Regions from separate parts of the Homo sapiens genome. Here region 2 is linked to region 1. Evidence: chromatin loops called from intact Hi-C (ENCODE). Cell type or tissue: endothelial cell of umbilical vein. All regions are shown on one strand. Each heading gives the region's core, and the rest is flanking DNA. Links, peaks and the distances in the headings are about the cores only.

Evidence for each region. Hi-C counts contacts between places; a loop is a spot of excess contacts. Peaks named below come from ENCODE experiments on the same cell type or tissue, not always from the same donor. Only the 100,000 strongest peaks of a DNase experiment are listed, where the experiment ranks them.
Region 2: it touches region 1 in a loop (7-fold over the local background); 2 of 110 quality-filtered maps call a loop at or near these places.

Annotation. Positions count from the first base shown.
Region 1 is chr16:82,995,331-83,007,925 of GRCh38, reverse strand. The region is part of intron 2 of CDH13 (cadherin 13); the gene reads right to left. Among named protein-coding and RNA genes, the nearest start is that of MIR8058, 310 kb to the right of the region's middle. RefSeq lists a silencer at 1,301-1,484. In endothelial cell of umbilical vein, for the core only: no CTCF peak of the experiment used is centred there; DNase peaks (open chromatin) are centred at 3,825, 4,855, 5,175 and 5,365; H3K27ac peaks cover 3,049 bases.
Region 2 is chr16:82,693,904-82,706,498 of GRCh38, reverse strand. All of the region lies in intron 1 of CDH13 (cadherin 13), which reads right to left. Among named protein-coding and RNA genes, the nearest start is that of MIR8058, 11 kb to the right of the region's middle. RefSeq lists an enhancer at 6,228-7,427. In endothelial cell of umbilical vein, for the core only: no CTCF peak of the experiment used is centred there; DNase peaks (open chromatin) are centred at 5,388, 5,748 and 6,578; H3K27ac peaks cover 3,255 bases.

The DNA of each region.
Region 1 (12,595 bases), core at 1,611-9,610:
ATGTTGTTTGGCCAAGTATAGCTATGGATAAAAGAAAGAAAGAAAAAGTTGCATGCATAATAATTTTAAGGCATTTTTCTTTTCTCTCTTTTTTTTTTTTTGACAGAGTCGTCTTGCTCTGTTGCCCAGACTAGAGTGCAGTGGTGTGATCTTAGCTCACTGCCACCCCCGCCTCCTGGGTTCAAGTGATCCTCCCATCTCAGCCTCCCAAGTTACTGGGACTACAGGCACAAGCCACCCTGCCCAGCTAATATTTTTAGTAGATACAGGGTTTTGCCATGCTGCCTAGGCTGGTCTCAAACTCCTGGACTCAAGCAATCCACCTGCCCCAGCCTCCCAAAGTGCTGGGGTTACAGGCATGAGCCACTGAGCCCGGCCTTAAGACATTTTTCTTACGAGGTATTTTTTAGCCCTTAGGGAAATTTATCATGAAAGCAATAGAGTTCAGAGCAAGAACTCTGGAATCAGAGCTCAGATTTGATTCTGGATAAAACCTGAAGAGTTATATAACCTTGGAGAAGCTAACTGCCATTTTGAACCATAGTTTCCTCACGTGTGAAATGGGTTTCATGTTAATATATATAATTCATGGATTATAGTGAAGACTACATGAGACAGCATTCATAGATCACCTGTCACGGTGCCTAGCACAGAGTAATGTGTCAATGAACATAACATCACTATGATTAGAATTTAAGTCATCATGCTGGGCGCGGTGGCTCATGCCTGTAATCCCAGCACTCTGGGAGGCCGAGGTGGGCAGATCACCTTAGGTCGAGAGTTCAAGACCAGCCTGACCAACATGGAGAAACCCCGTCTCTACCACAAATACAAAAAATTAGCTGGGCGTGGTGCATGCCTGTAATCCCAGCTACTTGGGAAGTTGAGGCAGGAAAATCGCCTGAGCCCGGGAGGCAGAGGTTGTGATGAGCCGAGATCATGCCATTGCACTCCAGCCTGGGCAATAAGAGTGAAACTCTGTCTCAAAAAAAACAAACAAACAAACAAACAAACAAACAAAAAAAATCAAAACTGGGTGTTTTGAAGAAAAATGAAATGTGCAAAATTTTAGTGGCAAATTACATTGTTCCTTACTTCAGTGAATTTCAACAAATGGCGTTATTCTATTCTAAAACATCCAAATAACTTATTGGGATGAAACCTGTTTCTGAAAATAAAGTTGCCACAATTTTGAAAAGAACCAGTTTTTAAACATCAGTAAGGGCTCCTGGCTAGCTTCAAACTCTGTTGGAGGTACAGCTCACTTCATCATTATTTGCTTCTTTAGACACTATCAGAGGGAAACCAGTGGTTACAAAAGTGAATAACCCTCATTGGGATATGGGCTGTGGACAAGGAGCAAATGGCACCACCAAGAATGGTGTTATCGAGGCTGCACTGAGCAGTCAAGCGCTTGGCTAGTCTTTTTCAAGTCACCCCATCATCCTCAGGCTTAGCCTTTGATTTGTCCCTGAAAGGCAAGCTTTGGCATTTTTTAGAGAGGAGCTATTCTGGGGGAAAGTAAGTTGTGTTAGTCAAAACCATTCAGGAGACATATCTGAACGTTTTTTCAGATGCACCTGGGAGAAAGCCTCTCGGATCAAAATTGTTTTCCTCTCTGTATTAAGGAAAGGTTGTATCATCACTGGGGTCTAAAAGCATACACTCAAGATGGCACTAAGCTCATGGTCATTTGCTATTGTGTTGGGTCTTTTTTGTTTATGTATTAAAGTGATGTGATTGAGACTTGAAAATGCCCCCACTGAGCTGCCAGTAGATGAAAATTACCAGAAAGCTTTGAGTTAAAGGAGAGCTGACGCCAGTATTGTGCAACTGAAGCACAAGCTATCTTAAGCTACCAACCTTAAGGACATGAAATGTAATGGTGAATCTGAACTGAGTACATTTCAAAAATACTTAAATTCTATTGTCAATGACATATGAAGGACTTTTGCAACATTAAAAACAAGTGAACAAAACCAACCAACCAAAAAACCAAACACCAGTGCTTAATCTTTTAATGTCTGCTATCTGATTTACTCATTATCAGTGAAGATGACTGTACAAGCTTACATAATTTCTGCCAGGCCTCTTAAATCCTCTGCCAGGAATTGTTTTAAATAACTGAGCTCACCATAAACATTTTTAAAGGAGCAAATCAAAACAAAACAAAGCAAAAGAAACAAAAAGCCTAGCTCTCTTGTTGGAGTCAGAGAACCAATTAGGGTACTTCTGGTGAGAAGGCATGCATGAGCTGTGATGAGAATTTGACACTGTTTCTGAAACAAGCTATAATGGTGAGACAACTCCTTTTTACCTGGGAGGTAGAGAAGATGAACACACAAATAATTGGAGAATTTCCTTTGCCCTTCACAACTGGAAAACACTGCTCAAAGCTCTACACAGAAATTGGGCATCTGAAGGCCTGAGGTTGTTGGTGGGAGTGGCCTAGCTCAGTGGTGGGGGCGGGGCACTGAATCATGGAAGTACCGTGCCTGCAGCTAAGCCTACCTTGGTACTTTAGTATGCCCACAGGTTACAGGAGGTAAGGAACTGGAAAGAGATGAGAATGAACAGGGAGAAAGAGTGAGGAGGGGCTGGGGCCTGGAGTTCCTATGCTTTGGTAGAAAAATTCCCTATTTTCCAAACTTAATCTTTGAGTGGAGACAATGAAATAATCATCCAAAAATCCAGCAATGTCCAGCTGTGAAGGGTAGAGCCACCGGTTAAAGCCCTGGCAGAAATTGTGTCTTCTTGTAATAATAGAATCTCATCTCCTACCCTCTGGGTTTTATTCAGGTACCTGGCTACTTAGTTAGAAACTACACTTCCCAGCCTCCATTGCAGCGGGCCATAGCCATGTGACTCAGCTCTGCTCAACAGGGAATGAAAGGGAGCATTAGGAGAAACTTCTAGTCAATGTCCTTTAAAAGGAAGATGCTCTTCTCCTGTTCCTCCCAGTCTGTTTCCTACAGCCTGGCTATGGTGCAGGAGGTAGGAATGAGGATACCACCCTGGGGATGACAAGTGCCATCTCCATCCATGCTACTTGGAATCACAAAGCTGCTGTAACTTGCTGGAGACATAATGTGAGATGATAATCCACAGCCTTTTCAAAACATGAGTCCTTGGCTGGGTGGCACAGTAGCTCACTCCTGTAATCCCAGCCCTTTGGGAGGCTGAGGTGGGCGGATCACTTGAGGTCAGGAGTTTGAGGCCAGCCTGACTAACACAGACAAACTCTACTAAAGAGACAAAAAATTTGCTGGGTGTGGTGGCGGGCACCTGTAGTCCTAGCTGCTTGGGAAGCTGAGGCACGAGAATCGCTTGAACCTGGGAGGCACACGTTGCAGTGAGCACACCAATACACTCCAGCCTGGGTGACAGAATGAGACTCAGTCTTGGGAAAAAAACAAAACAAAACAAAACAAAACAGGGGTCCTTGCATGACATTCAAAAGAAGAGTTACCTTGCTGCCCTGGAGTGGTTTATGAGGAAGAAGTATAATTCTATTTGGTTTAAGCTTCTGTTTTTGTAGCATTCTTTATTACAGCTGTTAGCCAATATCCTAACTGATTTGGATGCCCAGGTCTGAGCTGGCATAGTGTTTTGTGAATTCAAAGTTCTTCCTTTTGAGCCTCCAGAGCCTTTGGCAGCATTCTATGACCCTTTCCTCCTGCTTCCCTATCTTTATCCCTGACTCCTACAAAACCCGCTGCAAGGGAACACAGATACTCACGGTATAAGGAATGGGATTCAGCTGGCCTGGGGCTGTAGGTTTCTGCTGGTCGGACTCAGTATTCTACAGTTGCATTCATTAACCCAAGAAAATTTCCTTATCAAATCAGAATTCCCTGTCATTGACTGAGAATATTTTTTTCCCAAAGAGCATTTATTATCTACTTTAGTCTGACACATTCGATTGTCTTGATTCTCCTACCTCTTCCTTTGTTAATACGATAAGGAAGTACAGTATTTACATGGAGCAAATCCACTTAGAATTTTCCCCAAAACAAACTAAAGGAGAATATAAAAGAAGTGACAGAGAGGCATCATAGATATGTAAGCTCTTATTTATACAGAATTATTTAGGGTATGGAGTACACTGGTTAAGCCCTGTTCACATTTCTGTAACTGCTTCCAGCAAACATTCTAAGGAACCTTTGAATGGAGTAGTCACAGATGCCCAAGGGTCGTAGTAATCTTCTCTGTGCTCTAATGCTATGTGAAGAGAGAGGTAAGTTAAGTTTTAGTTCATCCACCTGTCTCTCCATTACTGCTTTCTGTAACATTCCAGGACATGATATGCACTGACCAATGTGATATATTCAAGTCTGAGAGGTTTGCAATTGAGCTATACTTGCTTGGGTATGAAATAAAGCTCCTTCTTTGTTTGCTTTTCCTTGCTCAGTAGCTGCATCAATGATAATATGTTACTAACCTGATTATACATTTATTTATTCTCCCTATACAGCATTTTCCATACTGTCCCTATTTATGAGCCTGGATTTTTGAGATAGAAAATTAAAAAAAAAAACCCACTTAAGCCAGTTAAATAGATAAATTATCAATGCAATGCTACCTGGAGTCACAAAGCTACTGAAACATTCTGAAGACACCATGAGAGATGGCAATCCACAGCCCTTGACCTTTTCCAAACTACAGTCCTCTCACCGCCCAAGAGCAATTCTCAGCTCAAAATATATTTGCATTGGCCTCAGAGGCCAGCTGGGCTTATCAAGACTGTCATATGGGACTGAACACACAGACAAATTACAAATGAGATAAATATTTACATAAGTCATTCCAGTGTTGGGGAAAGGACACTGGGGTTGGCATCAAATTAAGATTCCTATTCTAGTACCACCACATATGAGCTGAGTCATGCTGGACCAGTATTCAGTGTTTTCCTCTTTAAAGTGGGAATTTTGTTACCTACCTCTCCAGGCTTTTGCAAGAATGTCGTAAAACAATATATTTGGTACATGCTCAATAGATAAGTGTTAAGTCAATGGGTAAATTGAAGTAAAAGCCCTAAATAATCTGGTCTTGTCAGCCTTTGCTGCCTTATATCTCCTCCAATACACTAGGCACACTCCAGTGTCACGGCCTTTGCAGTTTCATTCCCTTCTGTCTAGACAGCTTTTCCTCCACATACCTACACGGCACATTCCCTCACCTCCTCCCAGTCTCTGAACGCCCCTTCTCAGTAGCATCTTTCCTGATGATCATGCCACTCACAAGCAAACCTCTTCCCCGCTTATTCTGCTTCGTTACTGTGTTACATTGATCACAACCCAACATTGAATACATTTTATTTGTTTATTGCCTGTCTGCACCAAGCGAGAATGAACACATCACAATGGCAGGGATTTTTGTCTGTTTAGCCTATTGTATTAATTTCCTGTGGCTGCTATAACAAACTATAAGCTTTGTGGCTTAAAACAACAGAAATTTTTCTCTAGCAGTTCTGGAAGCTGCAAAATCAAGATGTTGATGGGACCACACTTCCTCCATAGGTTCTAGAGGAGATTCCACCCCTTGCCTTTTTCAGCTTCCTGTGGCTCCAGGTGTTTCTTGGCTTGAGGCCACATCACTCCAAGAGTTGCCTCCGTATTCATATGGCCTTCTCCTCCTCCTGCAGTGTTGTTCCTCTGTGTGTCTCTTAAAAGCACACATGTCAATGGATTTAGGGCTCACCCAGATAATCCAGGCTCCTCTCATTATCAGATTCTTAACTACATCTTCAAAGACCCTTTTTCCAAAGAAGGTCACAATCACAGGTTCTAGGGATTAGGATGTGGACATATCTTTTTGGGGCCGACATTCAACCCATCATATCCACTGTTGTATCTTCAGTGCCTAGAAGACAGTATGGCACGTTGAAGTGCTCAGTTCACATTTGTTGAATAAATGAATGAGTCAAATACAAACAGTCCCTGGAATGTGGTTGGAACTTTTAAGGTGAGCTCCTTTTTTGTCTTCCCTTTTCTATGATATGATGTTCCTGAGGTGTACAGCTCTCCTGAGACAAATTTACTGAGATAGTAATTGCACATTCTGCCCATTTGGAAGGGCTTCCCATAGCTCCCCAGCAGTCAAAAGTGATCTTCTCCAACATGTGTCTCGAGCCTGTATCCCACCACCTGGACAGGACTCATTGACATGCACAAAATATCCTTTACATCAAATGTCCTCTGGGTCACAGCCAATCATCCGTAGGTGTAAATGGTCACACAGAACCCCTTCTGACAAGAGAAGCAAAATGCGAGATTCGCTTCTCAGAGTGGCACATCCATTAACATGGCTGCCAGATAACTCCTTAGAACTCTACTGATTTACATAAATACCTCCCAGTCAATTTCTCTTTTTCTTAAATTAAAATGAAAGTGGCAGCTCCCTGGCTGAGGCCCTGGACACGGTCTGGCAGCTCTGTTTTCATGTGAGCAATGGCATTTTGAATACTGGCCCATTGGAGCAGGAAGAGATGAAAAAATATCCATTATCATTATTGGTCACTATTTGCTTGAACATGCTGAATAACCCTCACTTGAATGCACAATAAACTCATTTAAATGGGTTGGAGGAATTCACACCAATGCAACACTACTTGTGCTAAGCAGCTCCAATAGAAGGCTAGAAATGCATTCTCAATTGCAAGAACGACTTAAGAAGATGGAATTGCGAAGCAAACGTAAGTTACTTGCCTGCTCTGTGCAGATTTCTATGCTGTGTGGTCACCACAGGGGTTTTTTGGAATAAATATAAAGTCATCTTTTTCTTCAAGGGACTTACGATCTACTAGAAGATCTTGACAACATTCTCACATAAACAGATTAAAAGCAGGTAAGTAGAGCAGTAAGAATTCACAAAGGAAGCTCTATGTGTTTTTCAGGAGACAAGTGATACATCTGAATGGTAGTAAAATCAGCTGAGGTTTGGAAGGGGTAGCTGAGAGTGAAAAGCGCTGAGGAAAGAGAGAAAAGCAAATAGGCATAGAATGAGTAAGCTGTCCCTCAAGTCATGTTCTGTCCTTAACAGATAAATGGCCAGGCGCGGTGGCTCACGCCGGTAATCCCAGAACCTTGGGAGGCCGAGGCGGGCGGATCATGCGGGCAGGAGATTGAGATCATCTTGGCTAACACGGTGAAACCCTGTCTCTACTAAAAATACAAAAAATTAGCCGGGCATGGTGGCGGGTACCTGTAATCCCAGCTACCTGGGAAGCTGAGGCAGGAGAATGGCGTGAACCCAGGAGGCGGAGCTTGCAGTTGCGCCACTGCACTCTAGCCTGGGCAACAGAACGAGACTCCCTCTCAAAAAACAAAACAAAACAAAAAAAAAAAAAAAAGAGAAAAGAAAAAAGAGACAACCTTGGGGTCGGGTGAGGTGGCTCACACCTGTAATCCTAGCACTTTGGGAGCCCAAGGTGAGTGGATCACCTGAGGTCAGTAGTGAGACCAACCTGGCCAACATGGTGAAACCGTGTCTCTACGACAAATACAAAAAATTAGCTGGGCGTGGTGGCGGGCGCCTGTAATCCCAGCTACTCGCGAGGCTGAGGCAAGACAATTGCTTGAACCTGGGAGGTGGAGGTTGCAGCGAGCCGAGATCGCAGCTTTGCACTACAGTCTGGGCAACAAGAGGAAAAACTCTGTCTCAAAAAAAAAAAAAAAAAAAAAAAAAAAAAAAAAAAAAAAAATAAGCTAAACCTGTGGATATTCCTAGGGACAAGGCATTTACATAGAATTGCCCAATAAGATGTAAAAATGACTGACATTTACTGAGCACTTACCAGGTACCAAACGCTCCGCAACATCCTCCACCCTGTATAGACCAGGGTTTTTCAGCCACAGCACTATTGACATTTTGGGCAGGATATTTTTTTGTTGTTGTTGTTCTGCATGGATGTCTTAAGCATTGCAAGATGTTTAACAGCATCTCTGAATTCTACCCACAAGATGCCAGCAGCATCCCCCAGCATGACCACCAAAAATGTCATTAGACACTGCCAAATGCCCTCAGGGGGTGAAATTGTCCCGGGTTTAGAGCTACTGGTGCACACTCTTTTATCCCATCTGCTTCTTAGAAGGACCGCAGAGGCAGCGTCATTAGCCTCATCTTATTGATGAGGACAGAGATATATGGAAACGTTAAATATGTGCTGGACGACAGCTGCTGGAGAGGGGTCCTTGCCCTTCGGAATATATAGTGCAAACTGTGTTTTTAAACATGTCATTTGTTTAATACTTATACAGTTTTTATTGTACAGAAGCATTAAAATTTTATGTAGCCAATGATATCAATTTTCAGCTTATTTTAACTTTTGGTGTCATGCTTAAACTCTGCCTGACCATAAGATAAGAAAAAATTCACCTCTGATTGATTTTTTTCCAGTGTTTTATGGTTGCCTTGAACACGTATCTTGGTATCATCAAGAATTTATTTTGATGTAAGGGCATATCTATATATATAAACATGTGTTATGTGGTTATGATATTTCTTCCCTGTTAAGAGAACTGAAGGGGTAAGAACAAGTGGTATTCTCTTAAATCCTGTTATTGGGAGTTTGTCATACAACATTTCGGTAAAATTTCTTCAAATCACCTCCCTAAGGTTATGTGCACCAACAGTTGAGCCATAGGAGCTTTGGGACTGACAAAGGAGGGGGGAAAAAAACAACTTAAATGCTAGTAACATTAAGGAGTATCTACAATAAGGAAGTTGAAAGAGAAAAGAGGGCTAAATGGAAGTTACAAGGTACATAGATAAGAGGACAAGTCCAAAGAATGTAACATAATGAAAAACAAGAAGAGGGATGCTTTCACCAGAGCGATGGACTTCAAGTATCAAATGAAGGAAAGTTTCTGCTGATGGAACGTGGAAGAATACGCGTTTTGGTGTCTGAAGGGATGTTCTTGGGAGGAGAAACTTGATTAAGATAAATATTCATGTGCGTAAGGAAAATTACAGCGGCAGAGAATGAAAGCTTCTTTAACAAGAAAAGTGTTGGTGAAAGTTAAAAATGAGAAGGGGCAGTATCTGCAAAAAAAAAAAAAAAAAGGATCAAGGGGAAATTACATGGCAGCGTTTCTTAAGTCAGGCTTAAGGCGTACATGAATGAGATTTAGGGGAGCCTGTGAAACCCCTAAGATTATATTTAATTTTTGCTTATATGTATATGTTATTCTAAGGATATGGAACATACTAAATCCATTTATGAATAACTGCTGATAACTACTTGTCAGAGGACAAGATCAATGTCTGCTAATTCATAGCAGAGGAGAATGACCCAAGAGAAGGATCTAAATTGGAAAGCTGAGAGTGGCATGAGGTATTGGATGAAACAAGGTCCAAGCAGAGGTGAGGACAGATGAAGTCAAGAGTATTTCCTGGACAGAAAAGTCTAGTAGTGAGATCTCATTTGTTTTATCATCATGCTTTATTATCACCAAGAGGACAGGCTGTCCAGAAAAAGAAAAAGTTACATGTCACTATAAAAAAACAGGACAAAACAAAATAGAAAAGAACTTCACGAAAGTGATACTCTTGCTTATTTATGAAAGTTGGAAATGCTTTTTTGCTATGTTCTTTCTTTCTCTTTTGTCAAAATGTCTTCAGTCAATATATGCTGATTTTTAAAATTACATAAGACACAAGATGTTATTAAAATCAATGCATTAATGCGTTTTAGAAAATAGTTATTCTAGGGAAAATGATACAAGCAAAGTGAGGATCTTAGGAAGGTCTGTATGACGAAATATAAAAAGTTCCAGGATCAAGAGACAAACGTGGATGGCTTTGAAGCCATAGAAAGGACAGGATTATGTCAACCTAGAAAATTTGAGCTGGTCACCAACTCTGCCATGAATTGACCATGACTGTGAGTGCTCAACTCTGAGATTCTCTTTCTCTATTTATGAAATACAACACTGATATCTTCTATACAGAGTTTCTAAGTAGGTTAAATATATTATTTATATGAGTGACTTAATAAATGCACATTCTTAGAGTTCTACTAGTATCAGATTCACCTTAGCTGATATTGTTGGCCTGATAAGAGCTGCAACTGGTAGTTAATCTCTTTGACTCCCTACCATTTAAAAATAGCCCAGAAAATGATACTGAATATTTAATGTTGTGACAGAAACTTACCTTAGAAGCCAGATAGACTGCTGAACTTCTATGTTAGATATAGCTGAGCTCAAATCCCAGCTTTTCCATATATTAGCTATGTGATTGTGGAAAAATCTCTTGTGCCCAGTATTTTCACCTATAGAACAGGGATAAGAACAACCTGGGCTCAGGCTTGTTTCATCAAGTATAAAATAAGATTGCCATTAGCTGAGACAACTGGGTGGGATTAGGGGAAGGTAAATAGAATATATTGTGCATGTACAGAACCTTTATTTAAAATGTTGACATTTTGTTTACCATGGATTTTTGCACTAATTTTTATTTTTATAAAATATTGCATTAAATATTATTTACTTTAATTACTGAGATTTTTCGTATCCCTTTAAATTTGGACCCAAAGAGAGTACCTCATTCACCTCACTCTAGTCCTAGCCCTGAAGCCAACAATTAGTGAAAACGTATTAGGGTCAATCACAATACTGAGCACTGTGAGTTTACACATTTGCTTGTCAGTGAAATATTTAGCACAATATCTAGCCTAGAGTAAGGCATTATCATCTTTACCACCCATTACCATCATTATCATCATCACTACCATCAACATCACCACCATCATCACCATCACTATCATCACCATCATCACCATCATCACCACCATCACCACCATCAGCATCACCACCACTACCATCACCATCATCACCACCGTCATTACCATCACCACCATCACCATCACTATCATCATCATCATCATCACCACCATCACCATCATCACCATCACCATCACTATCATCATCATCACCACCATCACCATCATCATTACCACCACCACCACCATCATCAACAACACCATCGTAATTATCATTACCATAATAATCAACATCACCATCACCGCCATCAGCATCACCATCACTAGAATCATCATCACCACCACCGTAATCATTACTATCACCACCATCACCATCACTATCATCATCACCACCATCACCATCACCATTACCCCCACCATCACCATCGTCATCACCATCACTATAGTTATCATTACCATAATCATCATCACTACCATCATCATCATCATCACTCTCATTATGATTTTCTAAGATATCCTAAATAAATTTCCTAATATTTCCAAGTTGCAGTTACCTCATTTTTATTACAAGGCTAACATTGCCCCCTTATAAGGCGTAAAACTTAAACAAGGTCGTTTTTGTTGTTGCTATCATTAATGTTTTTGCTGATTTCAATGTATCACCTGACTCTGCAGCAAATCCAAAGAGTGCTTGTCAAGAAATCACACATTTCTAATGAACATGGAGACTAGCCCGGCAGAGAGATAAAGCAGGACCATGCTGGGTCCTGGGCTGGCTTTTGCACAACCGCCTAAGATCTTCACACAAAGAAGTATGCACTGTGCTCAGAGCTGACATTTCTGTAGTCATAAAGCTCAGTGTTGTTCCAGTTCAGGAAGCTGATGAGTCATGGGGTAGAGGCCACTGGGAGAGGAAGAGGGTTTACTCTTTTTTTTTCTTTTTCTTACCATTTTCATTACTTCTCAACTGATTTTCGATATACAACAGGAAAGGAACATAATGACCTTCTACTCACTGCCCCACCCAGAAAACCTCAAATAACTAATTGCCTTTTTTTCCTAAAATGGAAGAATTATTTCATCTGCCCGAAGGTTTTACTTCCTTCTGCTATGCTTTTGCCCGGTAAGCCTTTTAATCTTGTAAAGCACAGCCATATGAACAAACAAGGGAGAAAACAGGAAGATGGCAACTCTCCAAGTTCATCCCATTTTGAATCTCACTTGACAAACAGCGATGCATGGTTTTGATAAAGGGTATGAGGATTGTGATTTGACCTTCCTCTTGCCACTGTGTAAAATGTAAACACAGTTTACTTTCTCATAATTAAACGATATCGATTCCCCAGCAGCCCGCGAGAGGGTTGAATCATCTTTCTCCTCAATGGATGCAGCGTGATCCCTGTTATCATCTAGTTATATCCAATCAGAAGTAAACCATGACAAGCTGGGTGGGGGAATGCAGTGGCTTCCTGCTTCCAGAAGTTGTATAACTGGGGAGAAGTATCACATCTATTTTGAAAATAGTTGTTTGGTGTGTTTTTACGATACACCATGGTGTTATAATAGGTGATATCAGATTCAGTAGTTTAAAGCAAAAAGGACTTTTTTTCTCCCTTATTTAAGAGTCTAGGTTGGCAGTCCAGAATTGGAATGGTGGCTTGATGGTATTGGGGATGCATCCTGTTGCCATGCCATCTCTTCCATGTTACCCTTTTCAGCTTAATTCAAGATGATTCACCACCACGTTTGCGTTTCAGCTGAAGAAGGGAAAAACAGGAAGGGAAAATAGACTTCTTGCCTTTCAAAGGCATGGATTAATGTGCTAACATCACGCTCACTCATGTCTTAGTGGCCATCACCCAGTTCCATGGT
Region 2 (12,595 bases), core at 2,392-10,391, 300 kb after region 1:
AAAAAACTCCTTGTTTTTTCTCCAGGCCAACCACCTAGCAGCTCCACGGCCTTCTACTCTGCCCTGGCATGAAACGGCTGCTGAGTCTGTCTCATCCCTTATCCTTATATGCAGATAATTCTCCCCAAAGCCATTCCCTATCACTTGTCTATTTCTTCCAAATACTCGCTGGCCATTTTTCTTATCTTGTTAACTGTTTATTTATCACCTGTGTTACTCATCATGTAACGGGAACCACATCTGCCCTGTTCAGTGTATTTCCAGTGCCTTGCATCGTGCCTGGTATATAATAGGGTTTGAATAAATGTTTGTGAAGGGAAAGAGGGAGCGAAAAAGGGAGAAGGGAGGCGGAAAGAAAGGGAAAGAAGATGGGGAGGAGAGAAGGGAGGAGTGAGGAAGACAGGAAGATGAAGAAGAAAGGGAGGAAGAGAGAGAATAAGGAAGAAGGGAAGAAGGGAGGGAAGACAGAATAAAAACAGGGTGGGAGAGAGGACAGGAGGGGGAAGGGTAGATAACCTGGGTATAAACTTAACACCTAGCCTGTATATAAGGCTGCATCTCACGAAGGAAAACACCACTGATTGTATTAAATAATATGCCAGATGACTAAACCTGTTGTAAAAGCATCTACCCCTTCTTCATGCAGTCAGAATTCACTTGGCAGAGAATGCGTGATACATTGCAGGATCATAAACAAAATGAGAAGCACAATCAAGTCTATCTTCTCTCCAGAATTGTCTAAGGCTGACATAAGCACAGCCTCTTAATCTTCTTAAAGCATTATTGATTTTTTTTAAGTCTCTAAAATTTCAAAACTTGAGGACTAGTTTTGAATGAAATACTGGCAAGAAAGAAGCAGGCGTGTGTGGTGAAATGTGTCCCTACCAAAAAAATAAATAAGAAAAGGAATGGGAAACTTATTAATTTTTGAATTAGTCTTGGGATCACCAGCCCCATGAAATTCCTACTGCTCAAATGAGCTTGGCTCTTCACAATCAAAAAGTAGTTGAGTAAAGATTCAGATGGGGACGGATGCAGGAAGCCGAGCTAATTTCTAGGATCCCGGGTTGTCGTGCATATGGACCACTAGAGGCGATTGTGTGGCTTGGCTAATGAGACACTGTATTAGCGTATTGAATTCTAATTGTTATATCTCTGGGCATCCCTTGCTGGAGAGAAGGAGAAGAAATCAGATCTTAAGTAAGAATATATTGGACATCTCACCTGTCCAACGTGGTCTCTTGAAGTGCAGCCGCACCTTGTCCTCCCTCTCATGTGCTATATACCTGAAAGCTCATCATGAAATAATAGTCCTGGAAGCAATCTGTTTACCTGGATCCTTTTGCCTTTGTGGTCAGCAAGACTGTTACTATCTCGGGCTTTATTTTTGATAAATTGCAGGTTTTGACATAGGTATATGGTAGGCCTCACTGGTGTCTACAAGAATAAAAAGAAGAAACCGTTTATTTTCCCGTCCAGTGGCAATGCATGGTCATTCACCTTCCTCATGAGGCAGCAGCAAGAGACATTGTCTCCCAAGTCTGCCTTAGGTGTCTGTCAATATCCCGGGCTTGATTTGTTACAATTAACAAATACTGATTATGTTGCTTTTGCGTGTTATGGCTCACGCTAAGCATGGTTCATGCATTATCCTATTTATTTCATACAAATCCACGATGTAAATATTATTCTGGCCACTTAGCAGACCAGGAAACTGAGGCTTGGGGAAATTAAGTATTCAGGAGGCTTAGTGCAAAGCAGATTCTAATAAGCCAGGGCTATTTGACGGCATATCCTTAGCTCTTGATGACTGAGCCCTGCTTCTTCCTCTGGGAAACCTTCCTGGACCCCCCAGGCCAGGAAAAGGACCCCAGGTGTGCCTGCCTCTGCAGCACTTGCCCTTAAGCACTTCTTCACAGCACCCACCTTGGACAGCACCAATAGCAAGGCACTGTGGTTATTGATTTGCCTGTCTATCTCCCTTAGGTCTTGAGATGTGGAGGAGTAAAGAATGGGCCTCAGACATCTTTGCAGTCCCAAGACTTAGAGTCACCATCAGTGCATACTGAATGAATGAATAAATGAAGAACATCCACCAAAAATGTTGAAGTAATGCTTACATAAAATTGAACAGCACTGTGAACAGGCCAGAGAGCCAGAGCAATCCGGGTGGACACAGCCTTAATGATTCATTCTGTAACATCCATAATTCAAACTCAAATTCAGCAAGACAGATGCCCAAATCAACGTGCTCAAAACATGCTAGAGGCAGTGTGCCCCTAGAGCCTGCTGAAGGCTGAGGATTGCTTCCACAAGACTACAACCCCCCATGCCCACCCCCACCTCTTTCTTTATTTGTCTGTGGCTTGCAGTTTTAGAGTTTAGAAACATTCAAGCCACGCCACCTGCCTTTTTCAAAGGCTTTTTCAGCTGTGGCAGTGTCATGGGTTTTTTTATTTGGTACTGTTGCAAAGGAGGGGCTGGAGATGAAGCAGAAAGGAGAAAAACCGAAGCCTTGAAAACACAAATTGGAAACAGATAAAAGCAAAGCTGAATGCAAAGGAGTCTATAACACGGATGCCACAGGAATTCCTGGAGCCCCCGAAGCTGGGTAGGATTACATTCTGAGTGCAGGTGTCACTGACGGGGCTCTGAATGACCAGCTTCCTAAGGAAGTATATACACATTGTTGTACATGGGTGCCCTTGTTCAGGGGGCAAAGAGGGGGCATTAGCAGAGGGGGCAGCCAGAAGGCACAATCTATTGGCTGTGATTTCTGAAGAGCAAAAGCTCATTTTTGTGAAGTATAGAAACCTGTTTCTACCATTCTCCCTTGTCTTAAGTAGCGTATTATTGGAATTAGTTCTCGAATGTAAGTAGCTTATTTAGGAGGTGGTTCCAGGAGGCAGTGATATGAAAAGAAAGCCAGTAAAGCATTATCAGTCCAGGTACCACTGTGGGCTACTGGAGCTCATTCTCCCTGGAGACTCTGAGAAATGGTGTCAAATACATCTCCAAAGGGGCAAGGGAGTGGGGAAATTTATCCTCCATCTGTATTCATCCCTGGTTGAGAGCTGATCCTGGGGGTACGAGTTCTCCAGAACTTCTGGCCTGCCATGCTCCAGCAGCTAGAACAAGCACTCAGGCAGAACATCTCAGGGTTCACAGTGAGAAGCTGCCAGAAGGAATGGTGGGGGGACGGAACATAAGTAGGGCACTGAGAGGCTGTGGGGCAGCCCTGAGTGTGTTACATACACCTTATAACATTGTGTGTGTGTGTGTGTGTGTGTGTAGTATACATCCAGTGTGTGTAGTATGTTTATGTGTGCATAAATACATATATATGCATATATACACAAATATCTGAATATATAAGTGGTTTATATAAGTGGAACAAAACAAAAAAAAGTATAAGCAATGGTAACCTCTGCATGTTTGCAAGCATTCATGAACTGATGCTGTAAGTGTTTGTAGAGCACTCACTGGCTGTGTGCTGACCACAGCTCCAGCAGTGGAGAGGATACACCCTCACCAAGCTAAAAAAAGGTCCCTGCACACAGGGAGCTTACTTCATAGCCAACCAATGAGGGGATACACCAGATTTTTTAAAAATCTAAATGCACAGGAAGATCTAGAGACAAAGGTGAAGCTCACACTAAGCTGTGCCTGATGAGGCACCAGGGAGCTGAACCCTGGGGGCCACAGGGTTCCAGGCAGAGGAAATCATACATGCAATGGCCATCAGTCAGGAAGAAGCTTTTGATCATCTTCATACTTTTATATTCACAAATTTTCTGCAATGCTTACACATTGTCAGAATTGAGGGGGACAATTACAATAAAACTATTTTTAAAATACAATTTGAGTGGGGGAAAGAATAATCCAAATGGAAGTTTTATTGATTCTTAGAAATTTGACTGATAAAACATTCCAAAATTGTTCATCTGATGGGAATCAGAAAACCTCCATTAACTTCTCTTAATGAATGGCAAGTCCAGAATCAATCAACAGGTATTTATGGTGCCTGCACTGTGTACAAGGTACTGCATGTGGGCCCTGGGGAGCACTGAGACGAACAAGACAGGGGCCCTGCTGTCACACTGTCAGTGTCTAGCAGGGGAGGTGGGATCATATGAAACCTATCCTATGATTAGGTATTTCATGTATTTCAAGAACCATGATGGAAGTGTAGATCATGTGCTGTGAAAATTATTCACACAGAGGAGCAGGGGCAAGTTTAAGGAGGCTTTTTGGGGTGGAAGGCATTTGAGCTGCGTTTACAGAGTGAACACATCTGCAACAGCCACAGAGGGTGTTTCAGGCAAGGGAAAAGCATGGATCTCAGCAGCAGAGCAAACACGCAGCACACACAGAAAAGGAGCCATTTAGAGCAGGGGACTCTGGTTCTTCGCATTCAAGGACAGAAGGCCAAGTGGGAAAGGTGAGTTGGATGGGGTGACAGAACACCTTGAGTGCCATAAGCAACGATTATTTGCTCTTTGTAAGCCGCTTATTCATGTCCTTGCTCCAAGAACAGCCCTCCAATTTCCTCGGGGAAACTGCACCCACCCATCCTGTATTCTAAGTCCACGTGGCTGGGTAGAGATGAAGTCCCAACTTCTGTGTCTTCAGAAGAGGGGAGGTGACTAAGTCCTGGCTAATCAGAGCATCCTGTCCCCTTGTTCATAGCAAATGGTTGAAGGATGGGCACGTGACATGTTAAGAGCCAATAAAATTTATTTCTAAGATTTGTATGGAAAGTGTTAGGAAGAGAGAACACTTCTCTCCACTGGAAATGCTGAGGATGGGCTGTGAGTCTGGGATTGCTGCTGGAAGCCACGTTATCACCACAATGAGACATGTGATCACAGAGCACAGCCAAAAAAAAAGGAAGGACTGCTGACAGAAAAAGCAAATAGGACATATTCCTGATGACAAGTCTAAGGTCTAGCCTTCATGAAAGCTAAATCAACTCCAGGTTTGCCAGTTGTGCAATCTACTAAACACCTCCTTTCTTTTCCCTGAAAGCTAGTCTGGAGTAGGTTTCTATCACTTGCAATCAGAAGACAGAATGACAATGCATGTCAAACACCCAGAGAAGAAGGAGCACACAGAAATGTTAAAAGTCTTAGTAATCAGGATGGAAGTCAAAGTTGTAGAAAAATTATAAGTTGGATGGAAAAAGAGATCATGGCAAAAGGACCCCGTGGTCCATCTAAGAAAAATAGGACCTTGAACTAGGGCCATGCCCAAGGTTGAAAGGAGATGTGGATTTGAGAAATATTTCAGAGGTAGCATCAACAGGATTTAACAGCTAATATTAGTAGAAGGTGAGGAAGAGAAAGAAATAAAAAATTACTCAGAAGTTTCTAACTTTGGACATTGAGGGGATGGTAATGTCATTAGCTGCAATGAGAGAAAAAAACAGGAAGAGGAACTGACTCATGGAGGAGATAAGAAGTTTGCTTTTGAGCACATGCAACTGGGGCTATCCACAGGACAGCAGTTTGGAGATGCCCGGGGCGGGGGGGGGGGGGGGGGGGCGGGTTCCAGCACTTACAATGGTGCACGTAATGCACTGTAAAGAGAAGCAAATTACATGGCCTTTTCTTTGTAGATTTAGAGATCAGATTAGTGTTCTGAATAGTAATCATTTGGGATAGCGGCTATATAGAAAACACAACTTGATGTATTGGGAAGTCATACCAGAAAACAATTAAAATGCATCCTGTCAGGAACATAATCACTGAAATCCTTTGTGAGGGCAAAGAGGAGGGTGAGACTCAAAACAGGATGAGAAGCTGTGATCTTCTCACAGTTGCTTTCTCTGACTGTTTTTGAAATTCTAGGACAGGACTGAAAACCTGAGATTCTTAGAAATGATTAAGTTTAACCCAAATCCAGACTTCTTAATCCCTGGGGATGGACATTTACACATAGAAAGACACACAGACACACACACACACACACACACACACTTACTAGCCCTAATTCTTGTATCTTCCTTAATAATAAAGTTTGACTTTATTATTTGAAAATACAAGCTAATGTCCACTTATGTACATTATACACATACACGGTAACTCTTCACTGGTGGGGATACTTTCAAAAATCTCCTCTGCATAGAACGTTGGTCACGTTTTACGCATGGTACTGATTCTCATCGTCTGTTCTTTAAAGTGTTCTCTCATGGGATGCCCTGTGAACAAAAGGGTTCCCAGGTCAAGTAGATTTGGAAACTGCTGCACATTCTAAACCCTTCTTGGAAATTCAGTATGCACATTCACAGATTAAAGCCTCTGAGAAGTCCCGCAGGAAAAATTCATTTAAATTTCTTTAACCTAAATGATCCCCAATATGTTCAGCCATATTTGTCTTTGATGCTATAACCCTTCTCAGCATCCTGATGAACTAATATCCATAAAATATACTTTGTGTCACCCTAGTAAAGACCAAACTTCTGTAACAGGCGAACTTCTAGAGTAAGCCAATCTTAGCCAAGTTGGGATAAATCAACAAAGCTCTCTGGCAACTTGCAGGCAAATGCCCAGCCAACTAATTGGATGACTCATTTTATTTTCCTTTTTCGGAAAACTGTTGAAACATTGCATCAGTGTCACCCATGTGGACCTTCATAAGCTGTATTATTTATTGTTTGTAAAAACTAGATGGGACATTCCTCTCTCAACAGCTAAATGACATTTGGCATAGACAAAAGAGATTATCTTAATATCCTGTTACGTTTGTTCTGTGGCACTGTTTGGATTGTGGGTGGGAGAAGGTAAAACAGTAAAAGCTATGTTTGTGGATTAAGTGTAAGGATGCAAAATGTGTGTACTGATTACATTTTGGTTCAGCAGAAATGTCATAATCACCATGAAGACTTGTTTTATGCACATTCTCTTAAATACCATTTCTAAAAGGTTCTTAGTGGAGAGGAAATCTTGCTGGAAGGCAGAGTTATGACACGCATTAAGGGTGGCCATGTTAATGAAGTGGAGCAAGGGAAATGGGACCTGGGAATCGGCTGCCTCACCTTCTTTGCCCTTGAAATCAGCCTCCTCTCAGTCTGGGCTGGGTTGAAATTAACATAATGAGATGGCTTCTCTCCACTTGCAGAGTGTATGTTCTCAGGAGGATGGAGCTGAATGCACTCCCTACTACCGGTGGTCCTCCTGGAAGCTTAGTTCTCAGAGGCAGAGGACACAAGCAGCTGTCCTTGGCAGGGCAACCTCAGGTAATCATCAGTGACCCTCCCTGGCCCTACTACAGCCTGAATCCCAGTTTCATCACATAAGTTCCCATCTCTCCCCATATGAAAGGGGAGCTATTAGAAATATCCACCTTCAACAATCAGGCTTCTATGAAGATCAATTAAATGACAAGTATCAAAATGTCTTTTGCCAACAGAATATTGTATATTATTATTAGTATGAAGATGTTTTTTCTTCTTAAACTAGGGATGAACAAACTACGGCTCACGGGCCAAATGTGGCATGCAGTCTATTTTTATACAGCCTGGAAGCTAAGAATATCTCTGTTTTTTTACATTTTTAAAGGATTATTAAAAGAAAAAGGATAATAAGAAAAGGAAAAGAAGTAAAAAAAGAATATAGAACAGGGCCTGTACGTGGCCCCAAAGTCTAAAATATTTACTATCTGTCCTTTTAAAGGCAATGTGTGTGAACCCTTCTTAAACAGAGAAAAACTAGCTATTTCTTTGGCTTCCTGTAATAGATTGTAAAAAATGTTCCGATTCTTCACGCCCCCCTGTGCCATGGAGCTATTCAGTGCCCTCCCTCTTTGACAATGGGCTCAGCCATGGGATGTTTGGCCAGTAGATTGCTTGCTGAACAGGCTTGAAAATCACCTGTAGAATTGAGCTTGTCTCTCATGCCTCCTCCAATGCTCTAAAAACATGCCCAAGCTACACTGCTACAATATGGGAAAGTCACGGAGCAAAGCCCACCTCAAATACGTGAACAAGCTCAGCTAAGATCAGCAGAGCCACCTAACTGATGGCTGAGCCCATATGCATGGGCAGTGAGCACTGCTTGTTAATATACTACCAAGGTTTTGTAGTTGTCTGTCACAGAGCAAAAGCTACCTGATACATTCTCTTCCTTTTTCCCACCATCTACAGAGAGTACCCAGGAGATAGAGTTCTTTGCCTTGGTCTTCACTAAAAGCAAGCAATCCCAACCAGCTTTCACCTTTGTTTTTGAAGGCAAACATATGCTTGACATGCAAAGACTCTTCCAACCTGGCAGAAAACACTAAAGAGACTAGAGATAGCACTGCCTTAGAATTCAAGAGCTCATTCTTACCAATGCTCCAATCTTCCATACTTTGAACATGGTATTCCTAGGCCTACAGCAACAGTTAGAACCTGCCTGTCCAAGTTAAATTCCATGAGTCTCCACTCATTCATTCATTCATTCATTCATCCATTCAACAGATACTTCTTTATAGCCCCTATGTGCCAATCACTGCGCTGGAACATTAACATGCAGCCATATCCTCAAGGAGCTCATCTATGGGGTAGATTACATCCTCCAGTCTTTGTTTCCTCCTCACCAGCACTGTCATGTTGGGGCAACAATAAACAGTATAGTTCCACAGCTTTATTACAAGCTATTATCAGCAGTGCAAATATAAATTCTATATATTCAAAACCATTTGGCTATGTTTTGAATTCATGAAAAAACTTACACACACACACACACACACACACACACACACACACACACACACACACAATGCCTCGGCCCAGCCAGGTGCGGTGGCTCACGCCTGTAATCCCAGCACTTTAGGAGGCCGAGGCAGGTGGATCATGAGGTCAGGAGTTTGAGACCAGCCTGGTCTACATGGTGAAATCCCGTCTCTACTAAAAACACAAAAAATTAGCTGGGCATAGTGGCGGGCACCTGTAATCCCAGCTACTCAGGAGGCTGAGGCAGAAGAATTGCTTGAACCCGGAGGCAGAGGTTGCAGTGAGTCGAGATCACGCCACTGCACTCCAGCCCCAGTGACAGAGTGAGACTCTGTCTCAAAAAAAAAAAAAAAAAAAAAAAAGAAAAAAGAAATGCCTTGGCCCCCTTAAAGGTGATTAAAGGATGTTGGAGGATAGTCTGGGGTGAGAGTGACAAAGCCTCATCTTGTTCTCTTCAGATGGAAATCACCAGTACCTGGGAATATGGATCAACTGTGCTATTAACTTTACCCAAACCACCTTAAAACTGAATCATGAATATACAACGCCTTCTTTGATGACATAGTGTGGTGGTTTTGAAATATATCCACAAATTATTTGATCTTTCTCCCTTCAGGACATAGAGTTTAATTCCCTTCCCTCTGAGTGTGGACCTGGACTCAGTATGCATTTCTAATAGATATAGCATGGTAAAAGTAACAATATATGACATCCAAAATTGGGACATAACTGGTGTTCTGGTTCCTTCCTTGGTTTTCTCTCTGGGATATTTCACACAGGAGAAAGCCACTTGCCATTTTGTGTAAATACCTTAAGAGTCCTATGCAGAGCCTATTGTGGTAAGGAACTGAGGCCTATTACCACCAGCCATGTGAGGGTGCCACTTTGAAAGCAGATCTTCCAGCCCCAGTCAAGCCTGCAGATGACTCCTATTTCAACCAACATCTTGACAACAGTATCGTGAAAGACTCTGAACTACAAGTACCTCATTGCAATGTTTCTGTAATAATACTTGCTTGTAAGCCACTAAATTTGGGGAAAATTTCTAATGCAACAATAGATAATTAACATACATAGATAGCATCCCACTGAAACCACCACAGTTGACCTAACTGAGTTGAAGAAATCATGGGACATAAATGAAATGATAAGAGTCATGTAGGGCCTGCTTTCCTGTTACAGCCTTCGTTGCAACATGAGCTATGGGCATTCTGATTTTGTTTCTATCACCTGAATCAATGACTTTTTTTTACATATTTGCTGCCATCAAAACCAAAGGTGCAGAACTTAACTGCAAAGCTGTCATTCATGTTGCCATGTCAAAGACCTTGTGACTACCAAAATTTCTTACTCTTACAAAACAACGGTGTTCCCATTGAGTTTTACTTTTGAATACAATTAAGGTTTACTTTCTGATTAACTTACATTGACTGTGTTTTTTCTAATTTTTGTTAGAAAGTAATCTTTCATTTATATATAAAATATATAGAGTGAGTGACACTTTTTAGTAAAGATGTATTTGAATAATATATAACGTGAATAAAATCAATTTCAAAAGCAACACAATAGAATTATGCAAAAAGAAATCTGTGTATGTTTATATCACCTCTTTTTTTACTTAGACAGCAAACTAAAGATTTCATCAGAGTCCCAGAAGGGTCAGTGGCCCCAAAAGATTAACACAAATCTAGGGGCTTTCCCTGGTCAAGCACATCTAGTTTACAGAAAGTAGATGTCACCCGAATTTCAGGCTTGGGAGAGAAAGTAACTGTCAGAGAAACATTAGAAAGGCTTAGTGTTGTGGAAAAATTGATAAATGTGTGTAGATAAGGAATACATTTGGCAGGCTAGTAGATTTGAGACATTTATCTGCAAGGCTGCTTTAAATGGGTTATGGTTGATTTAACTCTGTGTTTAATGTCACTCAATATCTTGTACATAATCTGTTAAAAATTAAATGTGCTGTCTTACAAACCTAAAAGTTATTCAGCTCAACTCTACCAGGCTGCATGGTATAGCACCATGCCCTTGTGTTCAAATCTCCTGCTGTTCTAACACTATGGAGAATCAATTAGTGACCTAACAATCATGTCTCTTTCAAGAATTCAGATAGGGGCTTTGACTGAGGTCAGCACAGTAGCTTTCTGTCCCTAAAAAACTGATAGGAAGCTTGAGTGGACCCAGAGAATACCTAACCCAACAATGCCATGAGATGGTTCTTAACTCCAACTCCAAAGCTACGTTAGGAGCAGCACACACCAAAGCTAAGGGACAGACAAGAGGTGAAGTCCTTCCTGCTCACCATTGGAGCCACGTGCTAACCCTGCCATGAATGGTAGAGATATAGGAACAGATCGAAGGGAGAAAAATTGGTGGGAAGTAGAGTTAAAAAGAATTTATTAAACCTCCTCTGGGCAACCAAGTCCTGAGTAAGAGATCCAGAATTAGAAGCAAATTGGTATTTGCTTTCAAATAATTTATATTACATCTGAGGATTCAGAAAGATCCAAACACCACACAGAGGGAGACTTTGAGATACTCTAAATACTGTATCTCCCTGTTGATGCTTCACAGCCTCCTCATTGCCCCAGGCACAAAGCAGCTAGGTTGACAAGGCCCCCAGGGTCTGGACTCGGCCCACCAGCCTCCGCTTCAGGATCCTTTCCACTGAGCTGCTTCTGGTACCAAGAACATGCCCTTCCTCCAGCCGACAGGACTTTGCCCACGCTGCCTCCTCCACCTTGGGATACTTAGCTCCTCCACTGCCTCCTGTCTCCACCCTCCCCACACACATGCACCATTATGTGTTTTCCTTCAAATCTTAGCTCCATGGTCATATAATCAGAGAAGGCTTCCCTCCTTGACTCCTCAGTTCCATCTGTTATGCTCAGTAAGAATACCCAAGGCGCCTCCTTTATAGGCACTCCTCCTTTCTAGAAGAGACCACAGCTGTCCACTTTACAAGTAGGCATAGTCATCCTCCTCCCTCCCTCTTATATCTCCAGGGTCTGCCCACAGTAAATCCTCAAAGAATATTTTTTGAATGAGTGATTGGGTGAATCATACTGGTGGTTCATTCATTCAGTAGGTCCTTATTTATATTTGGAATGTTGTCAGAAAAGGGAAATATTTTGGTAACATGAAGCATGGCAGTGGGAAAATTCACCAAAAAAGCTGAGTATTAACAGAGGTTTTAGAAGATGATTGGGAATGGGCCTGGGAGGAAGGGAAGGAGGGGAGATTCAGTTTTATAGTCTTAGTATAATCATAAGATAAATAAAGTTGAGATAAAACAGCCTCCTTCTCATGCCTGCAAGCCATTGATTCAGCTAAAAAGGCAATTACCCAAGAAGAATATGAATATTGTCTATCACATTGACACAGAAAAAAGTGCTGAATGTTGCAGTGATAGTGAGCAGTCCATAAAAAAATGTTGGGGTGGTGAAATACCAAAGTCTGCCTGTCACATTTTATCAAAAGTAGCTCAAATAACTCTGTTCAATCTCATGTACTTGGAGTCAAACATTACTTTTTATTGCAGGACAGAAGGCTGAGCCATTTCCTATGGATACTCTTCTATAAAAGTATCCATATCTGGTAGTTGTCACATAAACTTTTCTGCATAAATAGCTCTATATGCAAGTGAATAAATTAACTGGGGAGACAGAATTATTGAGTACCTACTAAGTGCCAGGCACTGAATTTTTTATGATCATAGTGTTTAAGTATATGTTTTATTTTTATTTTAATCCAGATGTGGACATTGAAGTTCAGAGTTTGTTTCAATTACTTGCCCAGGACCATGTACGCAGCAAATAAATGACATCATTTTAATCCAGGCCTTCACTGTACCTTAGTGTATCCCATTAAATCACAGATGAG